Linked DNA regions of Homo sapiens: region 1 is linked to region 2. Evidence: chromatin loops called from intact Hi-C (ENCODE). Cell type or tissue: IMR-90. All regions are shown on one strand. Links, peaks and the distances in the headings refer to the core of each region. The heading gives the core; the rest is flanking DNA.

Evidence for each region. Hi-C counts contacts between places; a loop is a spot of excess contacts. Peaks named below come from ENCODE experiments on the same cell type or tissue, not always from the same donor. Only the 100,000 strongest peaks of a DNase experiment are listed, where the experiment ranks them.
Region 1: a loop joins it to region 2, with 7 times the contacts of the local background. A loop is called at or near these places in 3 of 110 quality-filtered maps.

What each region holds. Positions count from the first base shown.
Region 1 is chr17:83,101,113-83,117,926 of GRCh38, reverse strand. LOC101930496 (a long non-coding RNA gene) reads right to left here and starts at 6,113. Exons shown (of 3, transcript XR_007065980.1): 1 at 5,966-6,113. RefSeq lists enhancers at 7,187-7,783, 7,983-8,808. In IMR-90, for the core only: no CTCF peak of the experiment used is centred there; DNase peaks (open chromatin) are centred at 7,416 and 7,976; H3K4me3 peaks cover 411 bases; H3K27ac peaks cover 1,388 bases.
Region 2 is chr17:82,956,958-82,969,161 of GRCh38, reverse strand. QTGAL (queuosine-tRNA galactosyltransferase) reads left to right here. Exons shown (of 13, transcript NM_001009905.3): 7 at 3,416-3,511; 8 at 7,981-8,105; 9 at 11,668-11,803; 10 at 11,913-11,981. Among named protein-coding and RNA genes, the nearest start is that of QTGAL, 89 kb to the left of the region's middle. In IMR-90, for the core only: a CTCF peak has its summit at 5,776; DNase peaks (open chromatin) are centred at 5,811 and 6,851.

The DNA of each region.
Region 1 (16,814 bases), core at 3,973-11,972, 150 kb before region 2:
ACATTTGCTCATTAAAGTTTCTGACAGTCCTGCAGGTAAGCAACCTGTTTGGTTGTGTTCAGTTCCAAGTTTATGTGCACATAGAACACGTACAGCAATATGTCCAAGGCCTTTGTTTGGTGTACGGTAATGAGGAAGCAGACGGCAAGCTCTTTGGGGGCCAAGCGGGTGTGTCATACACACAACCCCGACCACAGTGCACACATGGGAGGCTTCCAAAACTGTGGACCAAATAATAATACCTCAATAGTATACTTATTTCCTTTGCACATCAAGGTCAAATTCTAAAAAGGAAAATGTCTATATAACAGAGAGATTTCTAGGCTGTCCTTATGCCCAGAAGCCCGCATTCTATATGGTAAACGTTGACTCCGACCAGGAAGCCCCCAGAAGGTTTTTGTAGCCAACTTTGACCCAGACGACGGACAGTTTCCATTGAAGGCACACGTCTTCCATGAACATGGATGTTAAGATGACACCTCCTAACACCCGCAGGCAGGGGCCTCTTGACCTCTCTCCTGCGGTTGTGTCCTTTGCGGGTCAGGTTGCCGGAGAGACAACCACCCACGCTGTGAGCTGCAGAATTATTCACCTGCGTGGCTTACAGAATCAGCTAGGCCTGGTGGCTCAGCACTGCGGGAGGCCAAGGCAGGAGGATCCGCTGAGGCCACGAGTTCCACACCAGCCTGGGCAACATAGACCCCATCTCTATTTTTCAAAAACTAAAAATAAAATAAAACCATCTCCTAGACCTTGGGCACTAGGACAAAACACGAAAAGCTGGGATCTGCCACTGCCTGCGGGGCAACCGGACCTGGCCTCCCTGTTTGGTGAGCTAGCTTCTGAAAGCTCAGTCTTCAGTTTCTCTTTGCTGCCCCTTCAACGTCACCCTGAGACCTTCAAATGCTTTACGTCTGTCCTCCAAGTCCAGGCCCGCGTTCCAGGGGACCCATTCCCCACCAGGCTCAGCCTTTTCCAGACAGCACCTCATGTCAACGCAGGGCTTGTCAGTGCCTTTATTATCTGTCTCCAGTGATGTTCTCCCAGCTTGTCTCCTGACTGTCTGGGACAAGCCCTCAATCCTACCCAGGCTGATGACCATCAAATCTGGCACCTCCAAATTAAGCCCTGGGGTGGCCATGACACTCCAGCGACAGTGCCTGCTGCCCGAGCACGCTGGACAGAGGGATGTGTGGCTGGGCGGACGGGCCATGAGTCTCTGAGGACGACAGGGCCGGTGGCCACCCCCAGCTCATGTGTGGAGAAAGACTCCTCTCCAGTTGAGTGGGTGCTGCTTTCTGGACGACTCCCTCCCCGGTGTCAGCGTGGGACACCCCAGGACTCCCGGCTGCAGTGGGACTGGAGTTGAGCTGGGCCAGCTCTCCTGCGGTTTGCCCGTCCGAGCCTTTCCTCAGGCTCAGCACCTCCTTCCTGCACGTTCTGGTCAGTCATCTCTACGCCCATCACGATTTCTCAGTGTTTGCCCACCAGGGCGCCTGTCAGCTGCAGGAGGCCAGCAAAGCCGCCCGGCCCCACGAGGCCTCGAGGTCCTGGGCTCCTGGCTGCCCCCACAATCCACGCTCATCCTTCACCCGCCTTTAATTTACTCCTGACACTGGGGTCTTAAGCCTCCGGCCTCAGCCACCCTGCAGCTCCGAGCTCCACGGCAACCCCGAGCAGGTCCCTCGATACCAGGAGGACCCGAGAGTGGTGTCGGGAGTGGTGGCTGCTGTAGAGACAGCCTGTGGTCACCCAGCTGCCAGGATGCTGGCCAGAGTCTGGAGTCGGCCTCCAGGGCTCACAGCACCTCAGCGTCCTGCAAGCTGCACCGCTGGCCTCAATCTCACCGAAGCTCGGAGCCGAAGCCCTTGCCGGCCTCTGCAGCACCCGAGCCACCAAAGCTGCCGGGGCAGGCCCCTCCGAGCTCTGCCCAGCCCCCAGGACCAGGCACCGTCCCCTGAGCACAGAACAGATTCCCCCACAGGGCTGCAGGGAGAGGAAGCTCAGGGCTGTGACTCCACCCACGGGAAGGATGTGCTGGAGGAAGGTGTGGGGTGACGGTGGACCAAGTCCACCTCCATGGGCCCCGCGTCGCCTCCCCTCCCCTCCAGTCCCGCCCAACTCAAACCTGCCTCACCTCAGACCCAACCACAGAGACCCCTCAGCCCCTCCTGCCACCTAGCTGCCCATAGCCAGGCCCCAATGGCCCCACTGCTGGCTCCTGTGAGGCTACCGCCCTCCCATATGGTGGCCCCTGTGGCACCCCAGCCCCTCAGAGAGATGCTTTGAAACAGGAACCTGGAGAGGAAAGGGCAGAGGCTGCACAGCGCAGGGCCCAGCGAGGCCAAGAGACTTGTCCAAGATGGAGCGGCCTGAGGGTGCGGCCCCGGAGTGAACCGAGAAGCGTCTGAGCACCAGGGCCAAGCTCGTGCCCCTCACTCTCCCCACCGAGGGCATCGAAGGAGGCTGGGTGCCCACTCAGAAGAAAAATCGCAAGTCAGTCACCCCCTGGGATGCCGCCTCTGCCACCTGCCAGGTGTCCCACCACCCCACGCACACAACCCGCCACTTACACAGGAGGTGTGAGTCCATGGAGGCAGATCTGATTCTCCAAGGGACACCGGGCCCTGTGCCACCAGCTCCAAGCAGTGTGGGCACCTCGGGTCCATGCCTGGCTTTAGGCAGGTCGGCCAGCCGTACCCGGGAGCCACACAAGGGCTGTTTTCACCCATGGACTTCTAGCAAGCTCATCACGCAGCTCCTGACCCTGCAAGCTCTCTCCACCATTGGGAAGAACAAAATCACCAAAGTTGAAAAGTCTTTACCCACCACTTCCATACGTTTTGTGATTTTTAATGACACCGTGCAAACACTGGACAGGAGACCCGGTTCCAAGACAACCCAGCCTGGACGAGACTCGAGGCAACCATAAAAACCGTAGACCCTGAGGTTTGACTGCACCATCGGCCCCTGTAAGATACACCCTGCTCCCCTCTGCGACGAGTCCTGGGCTGCTCCGGTGTTTCGACGACATCCGGCCCTGGCCCCACGCACCAGAGACAGCACTTGCTTAAACCTAACACAAAGGGTGGACGCTGGCACCTCCCTCTCCCTCAGTGCTTCTGGGGGAGCACAAGCCCTCCCACCCACCACCCAACTCAAATTTCTTAGGGAGAAAGGGTGGAAATTGCTGGAGATAATTACTGTGAGGCTTTTTGGTTGGGGTTTTTGTTGGGGCAGGGGTACTGACTGAGACGAGAACTTTTCTTTTTGCTATCTCTTCCCTTCCCTAAACCCCTGTTGTGAATCACACACATAAAAAATGTGGCCAGGCGCAGTGTCTGACGCCTGTAATCCCAGCACTTTGAGAGGCCGAGGCAAGAGGACCACCTGAGCCCAAGAGTTCAAGACCCACCTGGGAAATAAAGAAAGACCCCGTGCTGGCCGCGCGGTGGCCATGCCTGGAATCCCAGCACTGTGGGAAGCTGAGGCGGGCGGATCACGAGGTCAGGAGATAAGAAACCACCCTGGCTAACACGGTGAAACCCCATCTCTACTAAAAATACAAAAAATTAGTGGGGCGTGGTGGTGGGCGCCTGTAGTCCCAGCTACTCGGGAGGCTGAGGCAGGACAGTGGCGTGAACCCGGGAGGCGGAGCTTGCAGTGAGCCGAGATCGCGCCACCGCACTCCAGCCTGGACGACAGAGCGAGACTCCGTCTCAAAAATATATATATATATTGCCCCGGGACCCCACCTGTGGCCGCGTGGGTGGCTGTGCCTGTCCTGGGACCCCCGCGTGCTCCCGTGTGGTGCCTTTCTCTGGGCTTCACGCTTTGAGTCCGTCAGGGGCTCCATCCCTTGCTGTGGCCAAGAGGACTCCACCATATGGGTGCCCAGCATGTCTGTGGGCGGCTGGTTTCCTCTGAGACACCCCGGCCTGGGCCCCTCTGTGCCCCCCACCACCAGCGGACCTGCCCCTTCAAGGAGGGTCGCGGGGTCCTGGTCCTGCGGACCGCAGCAGGGGGTACAGCACTGGCGTCTGTCTGTTTTCCAGAGGCTTGCGTGGCCCCTGGACACCCTTGTGTGCTCACGGCCAGCGTGAGGGAAACGCTGTGCTCGGCGGGACAGGCCAGACTCTCCAATGAATAAAGGGCAAAAACTGCACTTACCTCAGCTATGCAGGAAAAAATCAGAGCAAAACCTTCCCAAAACAACTGCAGGGGCCACCCAGGCTCCCGAGGACACTTCCTACCTGAAAGCGTGTGAGGCTCCAGGCCTTTCGGGTGAGCCCTGGCCTGGACAATGGCCCCTGGACACCGGCCCTCCGGCAGGGAGAACAGGCTCGGGCACCCCACCCTGACGCCCTGGCCTAGGCCTCCCGAGGGAGCTGGGTGGGAAGCCCCTGAGCCACCGAATCAGCATTTCCATGTCAAAGGGTCTTAGCCGTAGCCCCGGCTTCTGTCCCTGTGATTTCATCCTGGGACTTCCTGGGCATCAAAGTGGGGCTGGAACAGGCCTGAGCTGAGCCCCCAGTGCCCAGAACAAGGTGGGAGGAGTCCCTGGCCTCAGGGCCTATGCAGAGGACAGCGGCCAGGGGACACCCTGGGCCTCAGCCCGTGTATGGCTAGTATGGCTACAGCCCCCCATTGTCCCTGGCCTGTCACACAGCCCCCCATTTCCCCTGGCCTGTCACTCAGGCCCCCCTGCCCCTAGGCCTCTGTCCTGAGGTTACAGAGATTGGCATCCTGGCCTCTCAGGCTCCTGAATTCTAGTTTCCGTTTTATTCACATCCATGGACTGGGGCTGGGAACAGAGGGTGAGTCCACACTCAGACACGCTGGACCTGGGCTGGGGCGGAGATGTGAAAAGCAGCGCCAGGCCTGGTGGGAGGCGGGGGCCTCAGAAGGAGGCAAACGCTGGTCCAACATCATGCGGGCCGCGAGGCTCTTCTCCCCCTCCAGATCCTTTCTGTAAACCAGGAAGGGCCTTTGCACGGTAGGAACACTGCTAAGGGGCCACACAGTCTAGGAGAAGCTCCCCGTACCAGCCTCGTGCCCCGCCAGGACCCAGGAGCACGAGGCCCCAGCTCACTGACACTGCTGGGAGTGTATGCAAAGGGAGAAGGAGAGAAAAAGCATTGTTTATAATGCAAGGAAAAAGGGAACCTAAAATCTCAACATCCATTGATGGTGTTCACAAAATAAAAACCTTCACAACCATTAGCCTGATGTAAATCCACAGTTAAGGTCACAGAAGTCTGTCCACAAGATTCCATTTTAAAAATCAATCCAGAAAATTATACAAATATATAAAATGTGCTCCTAATTTGGAAAAGCCTGAAAACATACTGTCGTGTGCATAAAAGGAGAAAAGGTCCGCAGTGGCCTACACGAAGGGATGAAAACAGATCGCCCCTGGGTCGTGAAAATGGGTAATTTCATCAGTGGGAGAACAATAGTTATGTTTATTTTGTGATTTTTAAAAAACAAGCCCCCCCAGATCTGCTCTCAAAAGTAGGTTAAAAGGGGTCCCACATCCCCAGCCCAGGACAGGAAAAGCCACACTCCTCCTAGGGACACGGCGTCCGTTTCCCTGGACGGAAGATTGTCGTTGGCGATTTGCACAGCCACACACACGCACCCCTACACATACCCACTCAAGGACACACATGGGCACACCCCCACACACCCGAGTCAGGTCAGCATCCCGCAGGAGGTCAACGCCCGGGGGTGGAGAGAGGACCCTGGGGGTCCACACAGACTGTTCCAGGGACCCTCTGGTTCCACAAGCTGGCAGGGACTTAGGGCCCCTCAGGGAGGGTGCCGACTCCCAAGACCCCCCACAGCCTTTCCTGGTGTCCCCACCACACACCGCTGAGCACGGCCCGGCCCCCAGCTGCAGACCTCGTGGCCTTTCCCCACCGGCCGTCCTGCAGACCCGACTCCCGCCCCGCTCTATACACACCTGGGAGCTCTCTGTTGCCTTAGACCCTGAGAGAGCGGCTACTGTCGGGCTCCTTCGCTTCAATATTCTGCCTGGCCACAGCCCTTTCAAAAGAAAAAGAAAGTCAATAAATCTCTCAAAATAGGGTCCATCCCGGGACCTGGCTGCCCTGCGCGCACAGACAGGAGAACAAAAGGGCCCGCCCGGTGGGAAAATGGTTCCCCGAGGCCACCTCCCAGAGCTACGCTCCCAGTTTCGCGCCCGTCAGCCCTGCCCGCTGTAGGGGTGGAAGGCCGGGCTCTGGAACCCAGCCCCTGGCTCCAGGGAAACCACCGCCTGGACTGACCTGCCAAGAGGCCGTTTTCCCACAGGTCAGCGCTGGACGGGGCTGTCGGTGGGCTCAGGAGCCTGCACCCCATCCTCTTTACCGGGAGCCTTCACCCTCTTCTCTCAGGCAGCAGAAAAAACTCTCAGTGAGGAGAAAAGAAAACCTGCACCAGCCCCTCACTCTGAAGGAGGGGCTCCCAGAGGCCGACCCCAGCCCACCAAGGATCAGGGTTTGCAACCCCAGCCTCTGAAGGGTCAGCTCGTGGACTGAGAGGGCTACTCGCTCATTTGTCTGTTGTCAGGGAAAAGAAACTTGGACTCAGGATGGCCAGGCTAGAGAGACCCCACAGTCCTCCAAAGAGAAAAAATTCTCAACAGCCAACTGTGGGGAGGATGGCGTCGGGAGAGCACATACGGCTTGAGGCTCTTTCCAGCGAAAACCCCGGGTGTGATATAATGACCGGCTCCCCCAAACCCTGAGTCCAGGGCATTCCACAGGAAACATAAGGACAGTTTTGAAAGAATGAAAATGTGTGTTTTGCTTTGAACAGAACAAGACGTATACGTTCACAGCCACGTTATTCACAACAGCCAGAAGGACCGTTGCCAGATGAGTGAATAAAACGTGGTCCATCCACATGAAGGGCTGTGACCCAGCCTGGAAGAGGAAGGAAAGTCAGACGCTTGCTGTGACACGGATGAACCCTGAGGACACTGTGCCGAGGGAAATAACCGGACACATAAGGGCAAATCCTGCTGATTCCACTCGTACGCGGTCCCTGGGTTGTCAGCTTCATAGAGGCAGAAACAGAACGGTGGGTGCTGGGGGAGGGGGACTGGGAAGTTCGTGTTTAATGGGGACAGAGTTTCGGCTCGGGAAGATAAAACATCTGGAAATTGACAGTTACAGTTAATATGAATGTATTTCATGCCACCAAGCTGTAGATTCAAAAACAGTTAAGACGGTAGGGTTTGTTATATATATATACACATATTACACAAGTTAAAAAGTAATTTTTACAACACATACAACATGACCCCAGCGATGTGAGGACACACATAAACAGACGTGTTTGTACGCACAGAGAGACACACACAGACATGTGGCTTAAAATTCTGAAAGAAATGCCCGGAAGGCTGACGTGGTCTTTGGGTGGGGAGATAGCGCAGCCCAGAGATAAGACCCCTCCCCCATGGCGTTGTTTCCCTGCTGGAGACTTGCTGTGATTTCCAAGTTTTCTAAAAGGGGCAGGCAGTCCTCTCACAGTGGACTGAAGTTATGAAATGTGCTTCTTTCCCTGCCCGTCCCACTTGGCCTTTCGGCCTCACTCCACACAATGGGGTCGTTCAGCCGCCCTGCCACGCTGCCACGCACTTGCGGCCGCGCCCTGGCTCCTCAGCCATCAGCCAGGACAGCGCTGCCCACGCCCTCGCCCGGCCTCCTTCCTCCTCCCCCAGGCCAGCGCCCCCACGGTTGTGCCCACCCATGCCCACGCATCCCTCAGTCCTCTGCAGGACGGTGGGCACCAGCCAGCGCCCTCCCCTCCTGAGGGTCAGTGCCGCACTTTGCTGTCCTCTCAGCTCTCAGTAAAGTAAGTGGAGTCGGTGGCATCCACCGGGTTTGTTACGCCGTATTCCCCCAATGCATAATTATGTCTCTACAAGGCACATTCTTGGCGCATGGCCATGCCTCTCTGCCAGAGCCCCAGACGTCTTCCTGCATTCCTGGGCCGTGACACCACCCCGCAGCCTGGTGTGAGTGCTCAGCCAGATGTGTGTGTGGAGCTGGCCACGGTGGCCCGGCTGGGCTTGGGGCAAGAGGGGCCCTGTCAGAGAGGACGTGGCTGCAGGGCTGAGGGGCTGCTTGTGTCTTGTGGCCAGTGGGAGGCCTGCTGGGAAGCTTCTGGCCCCCAAGCCCAGCCTTGACACGTCCAGCCCAGAGATAAGAACCTGCCCCTGTGATGCTCATGGACGGTGGCCTGAGGGTGGCCGTCCTATTTTCCTGTTCTGCAAAGGGAGGCCCTGCATGGTCTGAGGTCCAAGGACCCCTAGCGATCCCCGAGCGAGGGTGGCCAGTGGGACTGAGGCCAGGCCAGGCCCGGAGAGGACCCCACAGGCACAGGGGGCGTCTGCACGCAGGCCAGCACCTCCAAGTGCTGTGACCGCAGGAGCAGCCACCTGGCCAAGAACTGTCGGCCCATCCCAGGGCCTCTGAGCTCCTGGGATGTGGGAGAGGGGAGGCCTCTCTTCTGAAACCCACTGAGGGACAGGGACTCAATTGTCAGCGTGGCTCAAGATCCGTCACATCCAGTCCACATGTAATTTTCCTGAAGGCTGGATGAGAATTCCTAGTTCTCCCCTCACAGCTATGTGGCCCTGGGCGAGTGGCTCACCCTCCCTGTGCTATAGTTTCCTCCCTTGTGCAGTGAGGAATAATGGTGCAGCGAGGAATGATTGTGCAGCAAGGAAGGATCATGCAGCGAGGAAGGATCGTGCAGCGAGGAAGGATCGTGCAGCGAGGAAGGATCGTGCAGCGAGGAAGGATCGTGCAGCGAGGAAGGATGGTGCAGCGAGGAAGGATCGTGCTGTGAGGAAGGATCGTGCAGCAAGGAATCATCATGCAGTGAGGAAGGATCATGCAGCGAGGAAGGATCGTGCAGTGAGGACTGATCCTGCAGCGAGGACTGATCGTGCAGCGAGGAAGGATCGTGCAGTGAGGAAGGATCGTGCAGCAAGGAATCATCATGCAGCGAGGAAGGATCGTGCAGCGAGGAAGGATCGTGCAACCAGGAATGATCGTGCAGCGAGGAAGGATCCTGCAGCGAGGAAGGATCGTGCAGCGAGGAAGGATCGTGCAGCGAGGAATGATGGTGCAGTGATCATCTGCAGTGATCGTGCAGACCTCATCGAGCGCTTGTGCCACAGACATAACATGGGTGCCAGTGCACTCAGCACCAAGCGGGGCCTTCCAGTCACTCAGAGTCGTAATCCCGTTTGCCCGAACACAGTTCAGAGGCTGAGGGGTCTGGTCTGTCCTGAAGGCAGAGGCTGGGACCTGCCTGTGGCACTGTGAGCCTCCCTCTGCTTGTCCTCACCCAGAGCCCCGTCCCCCCTACGCCCACCAGTGCCCACACTGCCCTCGTCCTCCTCCCGAAGCAACAGCTTCGTCACTAAACTCCCCACTCAGAAAACTAGAGAGTGCCTCATCTTCTGAGGATGCTCAGAGCCACTGTTTAACTCGGGTGCAACTTTAAAATGTCATCTGTGTTTATCTCCAGGTGATGGGATTTTAGCTAACTTTAAAAAATTTTTCTAACCTTTCTTTCATAGCATACTGTATGCTGTTTGAAAATTACAAAGCCCTATTTTTAAATCCTTCTGCATCTTCCTCTCCCATCTCTCTTCATAGACCTTCTCTGCTCTGGTCAGCCAGGTCCAGTGGCCACTCCACCCCCTGCACTTGCCCTCAGCCCACTTCCTGTCCAGCACCCGTGCAACGCCCCCTCCCCGTCTGCACCCCACCTCCTGCACTTGCCCTCAGCCCATTTCCCGTCCAGCACCTGTGCAACACCCCCTCCCCGTCTGCCCCCCACCTCCTGCGCTTGCCCTCAGCCCATTTCCCGTCCAGCACCTGTGCAATGCCCCCTCCCCGTCTGCCCCCCACCTCCTGCACTTGCCCTCAGCCCATTTCCCGTCCAGCACCTGGGCAACGCCCCCTCCCTGTCTGCCCCCCACCTCCTGCGCTGGCCCTCAGCCCACTTCCTGTCCAGCACCTGTGTGTGACACTCCGTGCCCGTCTCCCCCCGCCCCCGAGCCTGCAGTGGTGTTGCTGGCACAGACCACCTGGAACGTTCCTCATTCTCAACGGCAGCTCCCAGAGGGGCAACAGGTGACAGTGAAGGAAGAAGACTCAGGCTGGGGATGAGCCGCATCCCAAGCTCCCCGGGATCCCCTCCTTTGAGACCTGGATATCATAAAGGCCACCTCGGGCCCTGAGTCCATATGTTGTCCCGAAGCTCCTGGACCCTGCCCCCAGCAGGAGCCCCAGGCTGGAATGGGGGCAGGATTTTACAAGTAGCTCTGTGTCCTGGGCAGCCCCATGAGGGCCCTCTCTCCAGAAGGAGAAGGGGACAGAGGGACCCCCATCCCAGCAGGGGCACCTTCCACTCCTGCGCCGACACCCCCCGCAGCCCTCACAGTCCCCTGTCCAGCAGCCAACCCAGTCAGGTTCCCAAAGCCCTCAGTGCAAGGGTCTAACCCAATACAGCAGTGAATGGTGCACGTGTGACCGTCCTGGGGCTGCTGGCACAAATGACCACAAACAAGGTGGCTTAAAACAACAGAATTGAACTGTCTCACAGCTCTGGAGCCCAGAGTCTGCGATCGAGGAGTTGCAGGACCGCGAGGTATCTGCCTGAGGGAGCTCCCCACGACCACTCTCGGGGGACCCTGCCCTGCCTCTTTCAGCTTCTGGTGGTTTGGACACTCCTGGCCTTTGGCCACAGTGCTGCAATCTCTGCCTCTGCCTTCACGTGGGTCTCGCCCTCTGTGTCTCTGTTTTCTTCTCGGAAAGACACCAGTCATACTGGATTAGGGCCTGTCCTCATGATGTCATCCTAACTTGATTATGTCTACAGAGACCCTGTTTCCAAATACGGCCACATTCACAGACCCCAGGGGATCAGACGCAAACATGTCTTTTCAGGGAGCACAGTTGTCATACATAATTTCATCCCATCACCATGTTGAATAGAAGATCCAGTGACTAGTGAGTTTTAATAAAATGAAACATCTGTAAAAGGTACAATTTAGGCAACTACAAACCCCTACCACTGGTGCAACGCTTTATTCTCTTGGATTTTTGGTCTTTAGTTGTAAACAATTAACAATTCTTAAGGTCGACTAAATTCTATTTTAAAGATCTTCAAAACTGGTTTCATGAATGAACTAAAATTTGCACTTACCAAATGAAAAATCACATCTCACAGTTTACACTGCCTCACTGTTTTCAATGTTAAGCACAAACAAAAGTGCTGAGGCCACAACAAAAGTCAGAAAGTTGAAATAAGTTGTTTCTTCGCTTTTCTCATCACAGTGCTGTCACTGTTTATTTCTGCGTGACTGTTTTGACACAGAAAACGTGGTAGGCAAGCCTGGTCCCCGGACCCGACCAAAGACAGGCCAAAGCTGGAAGAGGCGCCAAGGGCAGTTCCCGTTGCTCTCACTGCCTTGGCAACACCTGGAAGCAACTGCCCATCCTCCAGCTATATCTGAATAACCCGCCCCCTAATTAGCATGTCATTAAAAGTGGTTATACATATGATGGCAAGTTGGCCCCAAGCGGCTGCACTCTGCACACTGCCCGAGCGGCAGCCCTGCTCTGTGGGAGCAGTCGCGGAGCTGGACCACCTCCACTGCCGCCTCAGCCAAGCTGCTGGCTTCCCCACCACCTCGCTCCTGAGTCCCTTCCCGAGTGAAGCCGAGAAGCTGCCCAGCATCAGTGCCCCAGGGCTGAAGATGCAGGCTGCACCCAGAGCCAGTGCGAACGCTTCTGTTGCTTCGGATTTACTCCTAAAACCAGTGCACGTCGCTGAGCCCTGCTGGGCTGGGGCAGCAGCTCTGACTGGGAGTTCCACAAATAAACCCCCACGGAGAATGTCATGTTTACTGAACCCGGAAAGATGAAATCAGGTCTTCTAGCAAATTCAGATTTGCATTCAATCAAATTGAAATTAGGTCATTAGAGTGAGCCTAAGGCAGGGTCCCAGGCAGGAGGGGTGGGGGTCCTTCTTCTCAGACAGGACCTGCCTCCTTCTCAGACAGGACCTGGTCTCAGGGCCAAGCCTATGAGCTCCCTGCCCGTGCTGGCCACTCGGAGAGTCTCCGACACACACTGGTCAGCCCCTGCTCGCCAGCCTCTGAGTTAAACCCAGGAGAGACAGTGAAGGGAGCCACCCGGCTGTGGGTGGGGCTGGGAGGGAGGAAAGGCCCAAGGGAGCTGGTGGGGAGGGTGGGTGCGGGGACGTCTCTCACAGCACGCAGCTCCCTTTGCCCTCGTTTTCTGCCCATGAGGCCACTTTCCAACTCGCCAGGAATGGGGTACCCTTGGTAGGAGATGGCAGAGGTGTCCCAGAGCCAGGAGGGTGACAAGAATGAGCAATCGCAAGCTCAGATTCCCTTCTGTCTCCTGTGACTCGCGCTGTTTTGAACCCAAAGGCCCACAGACGGCTGTGACTGTGACCACATCTCCCAGAGTCACCTGGGTTCCAGGCCCAACCATGCGTTGGGAACCGGCGGCCACCCGTCCACTGTCATCAGTTCAGACTCAGCAGCCTCTTCACCCGGGATGAGCCAGGGCGTCGCGTCGGGGGCTCCTGGAGGGCTGCATGAGCCCCAGCCCAGTTCCGCTAAGAAGCTCCTCCTGGTCCCCACGCTCCAGTCTCTAGGCTGCGGGACTCAACCTTCAGGTGGCCAACGTACCCATGGTCGCGTGATCCTTTCCTCTCCCTGTGCAGGCAGACGGCACACGGACCTCGTGCAGGGCCATCACCGCCCAGAGGAGAGTCTGTGCCTCGCTGCTGACCGGGGGCCCTGAGGCATCGGGCGTCCTCCCATGCACCCCTCTCGCCCACGCCCGGGTCTGGAAGGTGAGCCCCCGCCTGGACCGGTGGATCCCTCCCCATCGCCCCTCTGATCTGCAGCCAGCACAGGGGGAGGCCCCTCCAGAGGGTGGAGGCACAATTGCCCAAGTCCAGCTGCCAAGAACAACAAGGAGAAGGGCGAGTGGGGTTCCCCTCCCCCGACTCTCCATCCCAGACCCCCCTCAAGGGCCAGGCGCATTCACAGGAGACAGGAAGCACCACATCTGATGTCTGCTGGGCCTGCTCACCGCTTCCCGGAACGTGCCCGCTATCTCATCAGGAAACACCAGGCCAAGCCTCTCCTGTCAGCCCTCTCCGAGTGGGAAGAGGCAGGAGCTCCTCTCTCAGGGCCGGGGCCCATGAGCAAAGTGCTTCCCTGGGGACCGTGGCGAGGAGCCCCCTTCTGGCCAGCTCGGCTGACCCTTCCTTCAAGTTTCTGCCTATGCCTCGATTCCTCCACTTCCAGCCTCCAACCCAGGACCCCATCAGCCCTCCCTGACAGTGTGATTTCTAAAACCCAGGACCCCGAGACGCCGATGACTTGTACTAGTGTAGTCAGGGTATGTCCTGCCTGTTTTCTTCGATTCCGTGTCAAATGCTGGTGCTGGCAGGTGTTGCACGGCCTCAAGTCATCCGCCCCCCTTGGCCTCCCAGAAGTACTGGGATTACAGGCGTGAGCCGCCGCACCCGGCCTCCCATATTCTTTTGCAACGACCATCCTCCTGGTGCCCTCGGCCCTGAGTAGGGAGGCTGGACTGGGAGCACAGGGAACCCTGGACTCAAGACAAGGAAGGACCACAGAGCTTGCAGGCAGGAAGTGGAGGGGAGGGTAGGTCCTGGACTGGGAGAACAGATTCCAGACCCCGGCCAGGAACCGGTGGGATTCCTGGGAATGGGGCCAGGGAGTGGACAGAAGTGAGCCTTGGTCTGCCTGGGGCCCGAGTGACCAGTAGCGACCCCAGCTCCCTCTCATCAAGAATGGGGAAACTGAGGCATAGACAGGCCACCCATAGCGCCCCAGGCAGAGGCCACCAAGACACGGCCGCTTTGCTGTACGTGGGGCTTTTCAGGCGAGGCCGGGTGCGTGCAGGAGATCAGAGGGGCGGAGCCCCGAGGAGACGGAGATCCAGAGGGGCGGGGCCCCGAGGAGACGGAGATCCAGAGGGGCGGGGCGCCGAGGAGACGGGGATCCAGAGGGGCGGGGCGCCGAGGAGACCGAGATCAGAGGGGCGGGGCGCCGAGGAGACGAGATCCAGAGGGGCGGGGCCCCGAGGAGACGGAACTCCAGAGGGGTGGGGCGCCGAGGAGACCGAGATCAGAGGGGTGGGGCGCCGAGGAGACGGAGATCCAGAGGGGCGGGGCGCCGAGGAGACTGGAATCAGAGGGGCGGGGCCCCGAGGAGAGGAGATCAGAGGGGCGGGGCGCCGAGGAGACGGGGATCAGAGGGGTGGGGCGCCGAGGAGACGGAGATCCAGAGGGGCGGGGCGCCGAGGAGACGAGATCCAGAGGGGCGGGGCCCCGAGGAGACAGGGATCCAGAGGGGCGGGGCGCCGAGGAGACGAGATCCAGAGGGGCGGGGCCCTGAGGAGACGAGATCCAGAGGGGCGGGGCCCCGAGGAGACGGACATCAGAGGGGCAGGGCCCTGAGGCGATACCATGGCCCATGGGGTCAGTGCCACAGTCCTCCCCAGGCTTCCTTGCGTGACAGCCCTGGCCCGAGGCATCCAACCCATGGGCTTCCATCTTCACAGCCAGAGGGAGGAATGAGCAGGGCTGGTCTGCAGCAGGACAGGTGGATCCTGGGCCAGGGCGTTAAACTTAGCAACTGTTCCAGGGCCCCCTGGAGCAAGCGACCTTCCCATAGCAACCTCTCAGACCCCTGGTGCTCGGTTTTGGGAAGCAGGTGGCACATCTGTGACAACAAGGTCCAGCAGCCACCACCCAGGCCCATCTTCACACCTGGGATCCCAGCCTCTGCCCAGCCTCATGAGCGAAGCTCACACCACGCAGCAGCTGTCTTGGGCCACCCAAGGAGCCACAGCTGCCCTGGGAGCTGTGGCTGAGTTGAGGGCCATCATGCATGGGGCCGACAGGCCACGGGGCCCCCCTGGGAAGCACCCACCTGCTCATTTCTTTTCTTTCTTTTTTTTTTTTTCTTGCTCTATCACCCAGGCTGGAGTGCGGTGGTGCAATCTCAGCTCACTGCAAGCCCCGCCTCCTGGGTTCACACCATTCTCCTGCCTCAGCCTCCCAAGCAGCTGGGACTACAGGTGCCCGCCACCAGGCCCGTCTAATTTCTTTTTGTATTTTTAGTAGAGACGGGGTTTCACCATGTTAGCCAGGATGGTCTCGATCTCCTGACCTCATGATCTGCCTGCCTCGGCCTCCCAAAGTGGTGGAATTACAGGCGTGAGCCACCGTGTCGGGCCCCACCGGCTCATTTCTAACCTTCAGTATCGGCCACAGCAGCGTTTGAGGTGGAATTCTACATTTTTATGGTTTCTCAGTAAAGCAATGCTTCCTGCCCTTGCTTTGGGCTGAGCCCCTGGGGTTTCAGGGCGTCTGGGGCCTGTGTTGGGACTGGGCAGGGGTCCACACTATCTTCATCTGAAGTGTTCTCGCCAGTGGACGTCAGCCTGACCTCCCATCCCTCCTGCCGCCCTGCCACCAAGCTCCTTCCCTCTGCAGCTGGGGCCACTCCCCCTTCCTACTGCCCTGAAGCTCTTCCTGCTGGACAGGCACCAGGCCATGGTGGGGAGTGTCCCTGGACGAGGTATCCCAGATGCACCCCAGTCGTGGCTGCATCTGGGCCCTCCCTGGAAGTTGCCCATTCTCTGTCCTCGGTGTCCTCCGCCCTCAGCAAACACCACAGGACTCTCCCAGACAGCAACCCACGTGCAGCAGCCATGACCGGCACTTCCCAGCACTGCCGGGCCACTGCCTGGAGTACACACCTGGCCCCAAGGGGCTGTTCCGTGGCAAGGAGCACGCCCTGGGAGGCGCCAGCCGTTGGGAAATCAGACAGAGTCTGCTCCACCGGGAAAGCCACACGGAGCTCAGCTGGACTCAGGCTCGGGGGAGGAAGCTCAGGCGCCTGATCGCTGGGGCAAAGCAGCTGGAGGCCGGAGAGAAGGGCAGGCCCTGACAGCAGGCAAGGGTGGCCTGCACCCACCAGGCTGGTCTCCTCACCGGACTGAGGGCCTCTCTTCCCCAGGCACCCACCAGGCTGGTCTCACAGGACTGAGGCCCTCTCTTCCCCAGGCACCCACCAGGCTGGTCTCACCAGACTGAGGCCCTCTCTTCCCCAGGTCCCTGGCCGGCCTCCATGTCCTGGTCCCGGGCCGGCCTCCATGTCCTCCACCACTCAGCCTCAGTGGATCACTGGACAGACTGCAGGGAGTCTTTGCCAGCCTTGGGGTTTTTCCTCCCCAGGTTCCAGTTCTCCCACAAATGCCCTCTGCTCACCTCTGAGAAGTACAGGAAGAGCCGTGCTCAGAGGTCCCACTGGAGACCCCTCCAAGGCACGGCAGGTGCCAGCAACAGCAATGCCAGGGCACCCTGCCCAGAAGCAGAGCCAAGTGAGCAAGGCTGGGGGCTCTGGAGGTCCAGACAAGACCCTCTGGGGGCAGGAAAGTCAAGTGTCCTGGTCGAGGTCACACAGTGGCTGGGACCAAGGACCCCTCTCCACGACCCTGGGAAGCACAGCTGCCCGTGCAGAAGTCCAGACCCTGGTGGAGCTCGGCTCGGCCCCACGGCACGGGAGAGGCAGAAGCTCCAGCAGTGAGTTCTCCCTGAGCTGCAGCTGCAGCGAGGCATCCCCGGCACAGCCCCACGGCTCCAGGTGGAACCGGGAGGAGGAGGAGCCTGGGGACCACTCAAGAGTAGCCGGGCGGGGAGCACAG
Region 2 (12,204 bases), core at 1,722-9,721:
AATTTTCTTTTCTTTTTTTTTTTTTTTCCTGAAATGGAGTCTTGCTCTGTTACCCAGGTTATAGTGCAATGACAATCTTGGCTCACTGCAACCTCCGCCTCCTGGGTTCAAGCGATTCTCCTGCCTCAGCCTCCAGAGTAGCTGGGACTACAGGCACCTGCCACCACGCCCAGCTAATTTTTATATTTTCAGTAGAGATGGGGTTTCACCACATTGGCCAGGCTGGTCTCAAACTTCTGACCTCAGGTGATCCGCCCACCTCAGCCTCCCAAAGTGCTGGGATTACAGGCATGTGCCACCATGCCTGGCTAATTTTGTATTTTTAGTAAAGACGGGGTTTCTCCATGTTGGTCAAGCTGGTCTCGAACTCCCGACCTCAAGTGATCCGCCCGCCTCAGCCTCCAAAAGTGCTGGGATTACAGACGTGAGCCACCGCGCCCGGCCAACAAGACAAATTTTAAGGCTATGCCTTTGCAGTCAGGCCCAGGCACCCTCAGCCTTAGGCGTCCACAGATGCGACGTCTGTCCCTGCAGGTTAGGTTAGGTTCCCACTTTTTAGGGTTTTGTGTAAGTGGGGTCACACTGTGCACACTGGTGACTGCCTCCCTTCCCTGTTGCCGACAGACATCTGTGCACCGTGCACACTGGTGACTGGCCTCCCTTCCCTGTTGCTGACAGACATCTGTGCACCGTGCACACTGGTGACTGGCCTCCCTTCCCTGTTGCTGACAGACATCTGTGCACCGTGCACACTGGTGACTGCCTCCCTTCCCTGTTGCCGACAGACATCTGTGCTGCCCTGACCGGCAGTTTGTTCCCTTGGTTGCTGGTGAGGGCTCCACTGGACTCGTGGTACGGGCACCACAGGGCTTATCCATTCACTGTTGACGGACATTTGGGGGCCTCCAGTCTGGGGCTGCTGTGCGTGGAGCTGCCGTGAACACACACGGGGACGGTGCTGGGACTGCCGTGAACACACGGGGACGGGTGCTGGGGCTGCCGTGAACACACATGGATGGTGCCGGATGGACGTGTGTTTGCATTTTTCTTGGGTAAATGTCTAGGACTGGAACGGCTGGCTGCGTGGAAGTCTGTGTTTAACTCTCTAAGAGCCTGCCTGCTCTGCAAAGTGTTTATACTGTTTTTCCTTCCCTTCAGCGTTATGTAAGATTTTTACTTGGTACTGTCAGTGTTTATTTTTATTTTTACTTTTTATATTTTAAGAGACAGGGTCTCCCTCTGTCGCCCAGGCTGGAGTGAGTGCTGTGGTGCGATCACAGCTCACTGCACCCTTGACTTCCGGAGCTCAAAGGATCCTCCCACCTCAGCCTCCTGAGTAGCTGGGCCTACAGGGGAGCATCACCATGCCCAGCTACTTTATTATTATTATTATTATTTGTAGAGTTGCCCAGGCTGGTCTCAGAGTCCTGGGCTCAAGCGATTCTCCCGCCTCGGACTCCCAAAGTGCTGGGATTACAGGTGTGAGTCACTGTGCCTTATTTTCAGTTTTTAAAATTGTAACAGTCCTAGAGGGTGCAATGGTATTTCATTGCAGTTCGAATTTTATTTCTCTGTCTCTGGAATCTGCAACCAGATGCACGTAGCACCCCCACCCCCGCAGTGTGACAGCCCCGAATGTCTCCAAACAAATGTTCCTGGGGACAAATCAGCCCCAGGTGAGGGCCACTGTGCTGATGAGGACTTGTCTTAACCAGCGACCTTCCTCAGGATGGACGACAAGCAGAAAGTCTTTAGGCTTCAAAGGGATCCACAGTGAGACGAGGCTGTGTTACACGATGGTTCTCAGCCATTGTGTCTCTGCCTGACCTGCGTGTTCACACACACAGCACCTCCAGGAACGTACAGATGCTGGCGTAATCTCAGTGTCAGTTATAGGAAAACATCACTTCAGCCACCCAAGAAGTGAAAATGTCGTGGGCTCCATGGTGTCCCCCCAAAATGATATGTTGGTGTCCTCACCCCCAATCTCAGAATGTGGGCGTTGTTTGGAAACAAGGTCTTTGCAGATGCAAAGTTCAGATGAGGCCGTTAGGTGGACTTCCCTACCGAAAACTCATTTCCCTGATGACTAGTCACATAGAGCACGTTTTCACGACCTGACTAATTTACGTCTGAGGAAGTGTTTTCAGCCCTTCTCCCATCTTTAACTCATTGCCTGTCTTCTTATTAATGGGTGCTGAGGGTACTTAGTGTTCGCCGAACGTACATCCTCAGTGAAACGCACTTATTGCAAATGTTTTGTCCCAGCCTGGATTATCTTTTCGTTTTCTTTGCAGGATCTTTCAAAGAACCAAATATTTGACTTTGGTGGCATCTGGTTTATCCATGTCTTCTGCTGTGATTTGTGCCTCTTCTTACCTGAGAAACCTTTGCCTACCCCATAATCACGAATGTTCTCCCTGGATGAGCTCGTTGCCTCTTTTGTGTTCAGCTCACTGAGGTCCGGTCTGAGGCTGGGGCTTTGTGTTTGGAGCCTGAGGCAAGGGTTGAGGGCCATGGTTTGTAAGGACACCAGTGGTTCCAGCGCCATCTCTCATTTCCACCACTGACGCCCCTGATGTCTTCAGCAAACATCAAACCCCAGCCAGGCGGCTCTGCTTCTGGTCTCTGTTCTGTTCCGTTTGTCTGTCTGCCCATAAGCTGATACCAATCAACCTTGATCACCATAGCTTTGTAGTAAATCTTGAAATACAGTCATGAAACTTCAACTTTGTTCATGGTTTTCAAAATTGTGCTGGCTCTCCTAGGTCCTTTGTGTTTCTATATACATTTTAGAATCTCCGTTGAGCCAGGCATGATGGCTCACACCTGTAATCCCAGCACTTTGGGAGGCTGAGCTGGGAGGATCGCTTGAGGCCGGGAGTTTAAGACCAGCCTGAGCAGTGTAGTGAGACCCCATCTCTACAAAAGAAATGTAAGAAAATAGCCAGGCACGGTGGTGTGCGCCTATAGTCCTAGCTGCTTGGGAGGTTCAGGTGGGAGGATCGCTTGAGGCCAGGGGTTTGAGGTCAGCCTGAGCAACAGAGTGACAAACATCTCTACAAAAAAAAAAAAAAAGTAAAAATCAGCCAGGTGTGGTGGCACACGCCTGTGGTCCCAGCTACCTGGGAGGCTGAGATAGGAGGATTGCTTGAGGAGGTCAAGGCTACAGTGAGTGATGATCACAGCACTGGAGAAGGGACACGTCAGCCACGTCATGAAGCCCCTTGAGCCCCGTCCCTGTGGAGAAGGGACACGTCGGCCCCGTGGTGAAGTCTCTTGAGGCCCTGACCCTGTGGAGAAGGGACACGGATTCATCTGTCACTTTCTCGTGACACTTTGTGGAAATAAACTGCAGGTTGTTTGTGACAAGCTGTTCTTTTCCGCTAACTCTGTCAACGTTAATTGCTTCTAGGTTTTCACCTCAAATGGCCCCACGGTGATCATGCCCACCTGGTTCTGCTCGCGAGCGTGGTTCTCCCACGTGGGCCCCTTTAACGAGGGAGGTCAGGTAAGGGCCGAAGGCGGGAATCAGGTCCCTCCCCCAGGTTCGGGGCCCTGTCTCTGTGTGTGGGCTCTGCACACTGGCCACCCTCCGCCTTGCCATGCCTCCGGGGCTCTGCAGATTTAGGAAACCCCTGCCTGAGGGTCCTCCCGGTGCCCCCTCCTGGCACCTGCCAGCATCTTAGTTGTTTTGCTGAAAGCAGGGGGTTTCTGCATGAAGGCTGTGGGTGCCCTGGGCATCTGCACCTGACCTACACTGGCTCCAGGTTACTGCATCCTGGTTTAAAAGCTGTGTCTGGGAAAGCGCAGGACACGGAAGCTTTTGGCAGAGCTGTCTCTGGGACAACAGAGGGAGAAGGGGAGCCCATCCTCCCCCCGGGGGTGCACCTGCAGGCGTCTGTGTCCCCGTCCCCCCCATGGGGGTGCACCTGCAGGCGTCCATGTCCCCGTCCCCCCCGTGGGAGTGCACCTGCAGGCGTCTGTGTCCCCATCCCCCCCGTGGGAGTGCACCTGCAGGTGTCTGTGTCCCCGTCCTCCCCATGGGGGTGCACCTGCAGGCATCCGTGTCCCCGTCCTCCCCATGGGGGTGCACCTGCAGGCGTCCATGTCCCCGTCCTCCCTGTGGGTGTGCACCTGCAGGTGTCCATGTCCCCGTCCTCCCTGTGGGAGTGCACGTTCAGGCATCCATGTCCCCGTTCTCCTGTGGGGGTGCACCTGCAGGCGTCCGTGTCCCCGTCCTCCCGTGGGGGTGCACCTGCAGGCGTCCGTGTCACCGTCCCCCCCGTGGGGGTGCACCTGCAGGCGTCCGTGTCCCCGTCCTCCCCGTGGGGTGCACCTGCAGGCGTCCGTGTCCCCATCCCCCCGTGGGGGTGCACCTGCAGGCGTCCGTGTCCCCGTCCCCCCCGTGGGGGTGCACCTGCAGGCGTCCGTGTCCCCGTCCCCCCGTGGGGGTGCACCTGCAGGCGTCTGTGTCCCCGTCCCCCCCGTGGGGGTGCACCTGTAGGCGTCCGTGTCCCCGTCCTCCCCGTGGGGGTGCACCTGCAGGCATCCATGTCTCCGTCCTCCCCGTGGGGTGCACCTGCAGGCGTCCGTGTCCCCGTCCCCCCGTGGGGGTGCACCTGCAGGCGTCCGTGTCCCCATCCCCCGTGGGACGCACCTGTAGGCGTCCGTTTTAAATACTAGCTATGTCTATTGTTTTTTGTGTTTTAAAAACTCCAATTCTATGTTGGTTAGATTTTCTTAGTCTTTCTAACCCTTTTCACTTCTTTCATTATATAATTTCTATTTTCCTTTCTTCAGTGTCCCTTATTAAATTTTTAATTAAAATCATTTTCTCTTAAGGATTTTGTAATTTAGTCTTCATTTTTCATATATTTTGTTCCTTTTTTTTTTTTTTTTTTTTGAGACAGGGTCTCACTCTGTTCCTGAGGCTGGAGTGCAGTGGCTCACTCACTACAACCTCTGCCTCCCAGGTTCAAGCAATCCTTGTACCTCAGCCTCCTGAGTAGCTGAGACTACAGGTGCACACAACCATGCCCAGCTACTTTTTTCCTATTTTTGGTAGAGACTGGTTTCGACATGTTGCCCAGGCTGGTCTCGAACTCCTGGGCTCAAGCAATCCACCCCCCCGACCTCAGCCTTCCAAAGTGCTGAGATTAAAGGCATGAGCCACCACACCCAACCAATTTTGTCTCTTCTTAAAATTTCTTTTTTTAGTTAAATCGATCCAATTTTATATAAAAGCTTTATTGAGGTATAATTCACATGCCATACAATTCACCTATTAAAATGTGCAATTCAATTTTTTTTTAGCAAATTTATAGGGCTGTACAATCACCAGTCACCACTACCATCTAATGTTAGGAAGTTGTCATCCCCCAAAAAACACTTCCTGCACCCAGGGGCGCACCTCATCTAACAGCCACCTGCCAGCCCTAGCCAAGCACTAATGCACTTTCTTCAATGCTCTAGACCCACCCCATTAGGGTCCAGTTTTGCACTTAGTCCTTGAATTTCTGATTCAAGATGGGTCTCCGCCACCTCCCCGCATATCCCACCCTGTAGCCTGAAACACTGGTGGAGGGTGTGGAATTTATCTTGGTGGGTTATTTACAGGGGTCTCTGTTTCCTGGTTTGGGGTTTGTTGCTATTGTAGAGGGAGAGGCTGAATTTTTATCCATGGAAGTGTTGCCAGTTTTTAGTTTTCTCTGCTGGACTTCATGTCCCTGCGTTCCGCGGACTCCAATCGCTGGGCCCTGGCTCGAGCTCTCCCCCTTCTGTCCCCGCGTGGTGACTGCTGCTTCCTCCTGGAGGTTCGCGCTGGGGATGGGGCTCTAGAGAAGGGCGGGTGGCGCTGGGGACGAGCCCTGGGGAAGGAAGCGCGTCCCTGACTCGGCTTCCTTTTGCCTCAGGATCCGAGTCTCCACAGCCTCTGGCCCGGCCTTCCTGGGAGTGGCTTTAGCTCACGCTTTTCTCCTCCAGGCAGTTCTGGGTGCTCCATCCCCCAAGGCTGCCCGAGGATGGTTCTGTGAGCAGATTGGGGCTGGGCGGCGGCCACACTTCCTCCACTCGGCTTCTTCCCTGATGCCTTTCTGGGTTGTGACCCCTCCCCCTCTCCCTGCGCCCCGCCAGGGGTCCTCCACACCACAGGGCAGTCCAGGCACCTGGAGGCTGATTGGGAAAAGCCTGGGGGAGGAGTGAGGCCATTTCGGGCCTCTCAGGTCTCAGCAGCAGCAATCAGGGGAGGGGAGAAAAATGGGACAGATCCTCTGCGTCCCCCTCCTCCCAGGGCAGAGGCACCACCCGGGAGCGGCTGTTGACTAAATTCTCACTTTACTGCCAGAAAATAAGAAAACCCCAAGGGTCGGGCTCTTCTGGTGATAGGAAGAGAGAAACCTTTTTTCTCTTCTTAAACCTGTAACATGTTGAGAGTTCCAGTGCTCTTTAGAGCTGCCTTTGAAGACACAGAAAATTAAAGAAAATACCTCAGTGACCCCTGCGAGGGTCCGTGTCCACCAGCACCCGCGGGAGCCTCCACCCTAAATCACCCGTGTGAGGGTCCGTGCCCACCAGCACCCACAGGAACCTCCACCCTAAATCACCCGTGTGAGGGTCCGTGTCCACCAGCACCCGCGGGAGCCTCCACCCTAAATCACCCGTGTGAGGGTCCGTGTCCACCAGCACCCGCGGGACCCTCCACCCTAAATCACCCGTGTGAGACAGCATGTGGGCTTCTGTGATTCCTTTGTCTTTATCTTATGGTGGATAAACTTTTAGCAGGGCTGACACATGATTTTGAGGTCTGTTCTTTGACTCAGCATCTTCTTACAAATCTTTCCATGTCATCGTGGTTTTTGTAAAAGGGATCGCCCTGGAGAGGCGGAGGTTAAACAGTGCCTTTTTTTTGGACGTGGAACCATAGCACTGCCTGTCTGTCCTGGGAGCAAACAGGCCAGCGGTTGGGCCGTGATAGTTTGGGGACTTTACTGACCTGCACTTGAAGTTTGTGTACCAGCCAAGGAGAGAAGAGGCTGGACTTGGTGATAGACTGGCCCTGCTGCTAGGCTCTCAGAAAACCTGCCCTTTCCTGGAGCAAAGGTGTCTCCGGGCGGCTGACCCAGGTGAGCTGCCGCAGAGAACCACGAGGAGACCAGACTCCACGCCCTGCTCCTCCCTCAGTTTTGTTTGAATTTAAGAAAGCGACAGGGGCCCGGCTCCACACAAGGCCCAGAGCCCTGGGCTGAGGATTGGGGTCACCCAGGAGAGGAGCAAGCAGAGGGCAGGGGCCACTGGGATCATGGGCCGGGGAAAGCAGGGCCCAGGTTCTCACAGGACAGAAAAGTCTGGTGGGAATGCCTGCAGAATGTTCTGGAGCAGAGTCCCACTGACATGGAGGGAGTGTTCGGGGATAAGCCCCGTGGGCTGAGGTTCAAGTTTCTGAGCTTGGACAAGTGAGCAGGGCTGGCACAGGCCCGGGGCTGCCTCCCCACTGCTGGGCTCCCCTGCCCGCAGCCCCACACGCCCACCCAGCACCACTGTCCTCTGCCCACAGTCGGCACTTTGAGTCCCTTGAGCTTCTGGGGCTGCAGCCACTGGCAGGAAAGGATGGGGACGGAGGCCGGACCAGCCATCCAGGAGCCGTGGCTGTGAGACCCTGACCCACCCCAGCCCCTTTCCTCGGCTGCCTGTCTTCCTCTTTGCCCTGAGACCTTTACTGCTCAAAATGGAATTTGGGGCAGAACCAAGACCCAGCCCACCCTCCCTTCCCCTCTTTCCCGCCTGTGGAGAAGCTCGGTTGCTCACGTCTGTTGTGGTCGCCGCCCCACGTCCCTGTTGAGCCTCTAGACCGGTTTCTTTGCAACAAAAGCCTTTTCCACCGGTTCCTGGTTGGCCGGCTGAGCGCAGGTGTAGTGTGCATCCGGGGCAGGCACGCGTTTCTGGGGCCCCAGTGATGCCTCTGCTTCTCCCGCCCTGCAGGGCGTCCCGGAGGACCTGCTGTTCTTCTACGAGCACCTCAGGAAGGGCGGCGGCGTCATCCGCGTGGACCAGAGTCTCCTGCTGTATCGCCACCACCCACAGGCGGCCACGCACTGCGTCCTCGAGTGAGTCAGCCCCGCCCGGCCCCGGGACGCCTGAGAGGCCAGGAACACGGGAGGCGCCCGAGGTCGGGGCCGGGGTTGGTGGGGCCGACCCCAGAGGCTGTGGTCAGGCTCTGCCTTGAGACCCAGGGTCTGGTGGGACACGGGGCAACAGCACATCCCGAGGGTGGCGGGGATTCGGCGTCCACGAAGGGGCATTTCCCAAGGGCGCCAGGGAGCGCCAGGGTGAAGGCCGAACGTCCTTCCCTAGTTCCCAGAGGTAAAATGACCACGCGCCGGGTCCTTCTGAAACCCTGTGCTCCCTTTAACCCGACGGGAGTCTCATGAGTGGGGTCCGGCGGGGACCACAGGCCTGGGGGGCGCAGCTGCCGTGGAGGGTGGCAGAGGCACGGCCAGGGAATCGCAGCACCCAGTGAGGACGCGCCCAGTGCTGCGGGGTCCGCCTCCCTCTCCCGTGTCACTGTGAGGAGCGGCCACGTGGGCCCGGGTCTGGGGGTGCCGCGTGGCTGCGTTGGAGCCGTGGCAGGGGTGAGGCAAATCGGGGTGAAACTGCATGTAGAATTCCTTCCTTAGATCCGGGCAGACAGTTCCCTCCTTAGAACTGTGAGGACACAGAGGTCTCGGCCACCTGCCTGCCGCGTGCCGCAGCGTTAAGTTGGAAAGCAGGCCGCCGTCCGAGGCTTGCGTCTCGGCCCCTACGGGTACTCAGGGCCCCCGGAGTCTCAAGACCCCAACTAGGGTCATGTGTGGGTGTGGGAGCCGCGATGGTCCCAGGCCTGCCGTGATGGGGTTGAGACTCTCGGCAAGATCCCAGCTCCCCAGGGGGTCTAAGGTCCAAGGTCACGGGGTGGGGCTGGGGGGTTGGCAGGAGGGCCACGAGCTTCCCCATTGGGGGCATCATCCTCACTCCTGCATGCTGGGGCCTCCCGCGTCCGCGCTCCTCTCCCTTATGCCCACCGGCACCTTGGCCGCCTCCTCATGCGGTGACGTGTCCCTGACACTTCAGCTCCTTTGCAACATTTCCAGAAATGCTGTCTTGTGCTTTTGGGAAAAACTGGGTTTCCACCTTTCCCGGTGCTAAGGCGGGGCCACGGCTTCCTCTGAGGATGTAAAAAGAGAGGCATAGGGCGCCCTGGGGAGCCTGTTCTCCCTGATTAAATGAGAACTTTTTAAAATGTGAAAAATGAAGATGAACCAAATACAGACATCATGGCTGCTTCTACATTTTACCTTCCTACGATGGGCCAACATTTTCAGACCAGAGACCCCTAGGAAAGCCCAGGAGACAAGGGGCCGTCGAGGAGGCCGGTGTCAGAGGCCCCCCAAACCTCGCGTGCCACCCACGGCCACAGAGGCCCCCCGCTTTCTTCTGGAGCCCTGACTGCTTTCCTGTCACGTGAACCCCCTGGGGTCCCTAAGCTGATGTCAGTGGATGAGGAGGATCAGGCTCGTCCCCCCGCCCCGAGACACCCAACACACCCGGGCTGCTAAGGACAAGATGCCAAAACCCGGCGAGGCTGCGTCACCTGGTGGGGAAGTCCCCGCAGCCGTCTGCAGGAGCTGTCCTCACCCAGGTTCTCACACACACACACACACTGCACGTGCACACAGACCACATGTACAGCATGCACACACATACGTGCACGAAAGTATACACACGTACTCACTGCACACGCTCACTGCACACACGCACTCACGTGCACACACACTGCATGTACACACATCTGCACGGTACATGCAGGCATGTGCACTCACTGCATACATGTACTCATACTGCATGCACAGGCCCTCACTGCACACACGTGTACACATGCGTGTACACACATCCACACAGTACATACAGGCATGTACTCCGAACACCTGCACACACTGTACACGTGCTCATGTACACATGCACTCACCACACATGCACACTGTGCACACACAACATACACCCCCACACAGTGTACACACACACCATACACCCCCACACATACACACCATACACCCCCAGTGTACACACACACACACCATACACCCCCACAGTATACACACACACCATACACCCCCACACAGTATACACACACACACACCATACACCCCCACAGTGTACACACACACACATACACCCCCACACAGTATACACACACACACACCATACACCCCCACACAGTATACACACACACACCATACACCCCCAGTGTACACACACACACACACCATACACCCCCAGTGTACACACACACACACCATACACCCCCACACAGTATACACACACACACACATGCTTCAGTGTCCCCAAGTCACTGACTGGGATAAGCATCTCCCTGTGTCCCAGGTGGGGTCCGGACTATTGAGGTGGCTGCAGAGGGTTGGGGAGGAAAAGGTAGACTCCAGGCAGGACCTCCCTGACAGTGCCTAAGCCCTGCAGCTCCCTGAGCTGACAGAGGGGACCCCGTGTCCCCCCATCCCCCCCATCCCATTGCCTGTGGGGGTTCTGCTACAAACAGGGGGTGCCACAGGGTTGGGGGGGAGTCACAAGTTTATCCCGGGAGGCGGAGGCAGCAGCAGAATCGTAGAACAGCGAAATCCTGCCCCGATCCCGAGGCTGAACCCACGAGGGCCCTGCTCAGGGGAGGCCCGTCACCAGCCAGTGTTGGTTGTGTCTGGCCCAGACCCCACCCCGGAGGAGACTCCCACGGACACAGCTCCCTTGACACAGCAGAGGGCATCCCAGGACTCGGCCAGGGCAGGGTCTGTGGGGTACCGGGCTTCAGCGTGGCTACATCGCGGCCATTGGGGAGGACAGCATCTGGGACACATCCCACGCCGTTCTGGCCCCGTTGGCCTCTGCATCCCCTGCCCCTCTAGCTTCTGGCCCGTCCAGCTCCTGGGGCTTTGAGACGGGCTCAGCCCGGGCAGCTCCAGGAGCAGGGTTGAGGGAGAGGCACACACAGGCAGACAGCGATGGGGCACGTGGGGAGGGGCTGCGGTGGGAGGAGAGAGGGCGGGGCTGGGAAGGGCCCGGGCAGCGATGGGGCTGGGCGCTGGGCAGAGCAGCAGGTCATGGGAAGGAGCCTGCTCCCCCCGGGACAGCAGCCTGGGGTCGACTTGTCACAGCAGAGGGAGAACAGAGACCAGGTTCCCAGGGGAGTGGAAGGGTTCGGGGCAGCGACCCTGAGGCAGAAGGTCGTGTCCAAGTGTGAACGCTGGGATTTTATGGGATGGTTGCATGTGTCCTTATGGACAAAGGTTTCTCTGGGAAACTGGACTTGGGTCAAGTCCAGTCCTCTGCGTCCTACAGAAATTCTGCCTTCCAGAACCTTCTAGATTCTTAAGTGACAGCTTCTCATCTGTCCCCACCTGTTGGGGTCTAATGGAAGGGGTGGATCCCCACCTAGGCATGTGGCTACGTCCAGCTGGGGCAGGTGGCCTGACTGTAGGACAGCCAGTCTCTCTTAGGCATTGGGCCAGGTGTCCACTCCACTGGCAACGTGAGCTGAGCACACATCATGTCCCTGTATGTCAGCATCTGTGTGCATCTGTGGGGCCTCCGGCCTGCCTATCACCCTCTTCTCCACCGCAGGACGACCATCTGGACCCACCGCGTCCGCTTCCTGGAAGAGCAGGCCCTGCCCCGCTGGGCGGCCTTCACCATCTGGAACGCTGGCAAGCAGGGGCGCCGGCTGTACCGCAGCTTGACTGCCGGCAGCCAGCGCAAGGTGAGCATCCTGCCACCCTCCAACACTGCCTGCCCTGCCCCCGTACTGTCCCACAGCACAGGCCCTGGCCCCGGCCTGTCCAGAGCTGCCCTTCTGTGCTTGTCCCCAGGTGGTGGCATTCTGTGACGTGGACGAGAACAAGATCAGGAAAGGCTTCTATTGCCACGAGGACTCTCAGGTGTGCAGGGCCGCATGGTGTCACCCTTGGGGTCAACCACCTGCTCCGGGGCTGAGGGACAGCTGCTCCGAGCCTTCCCCCTTGGCAGAGTCCACCTGGGCCGTGCTGGCTCCTCGGGGCCTCCAGGGAGCCCAGCCCCCATTCTTGGGGGGAGAACCCCGCTGTCCCTCGTGGGTCTAGGCCTTGGGGTAGCCCACCCTGGTCAGTTCTGCAGTCGGGTGTC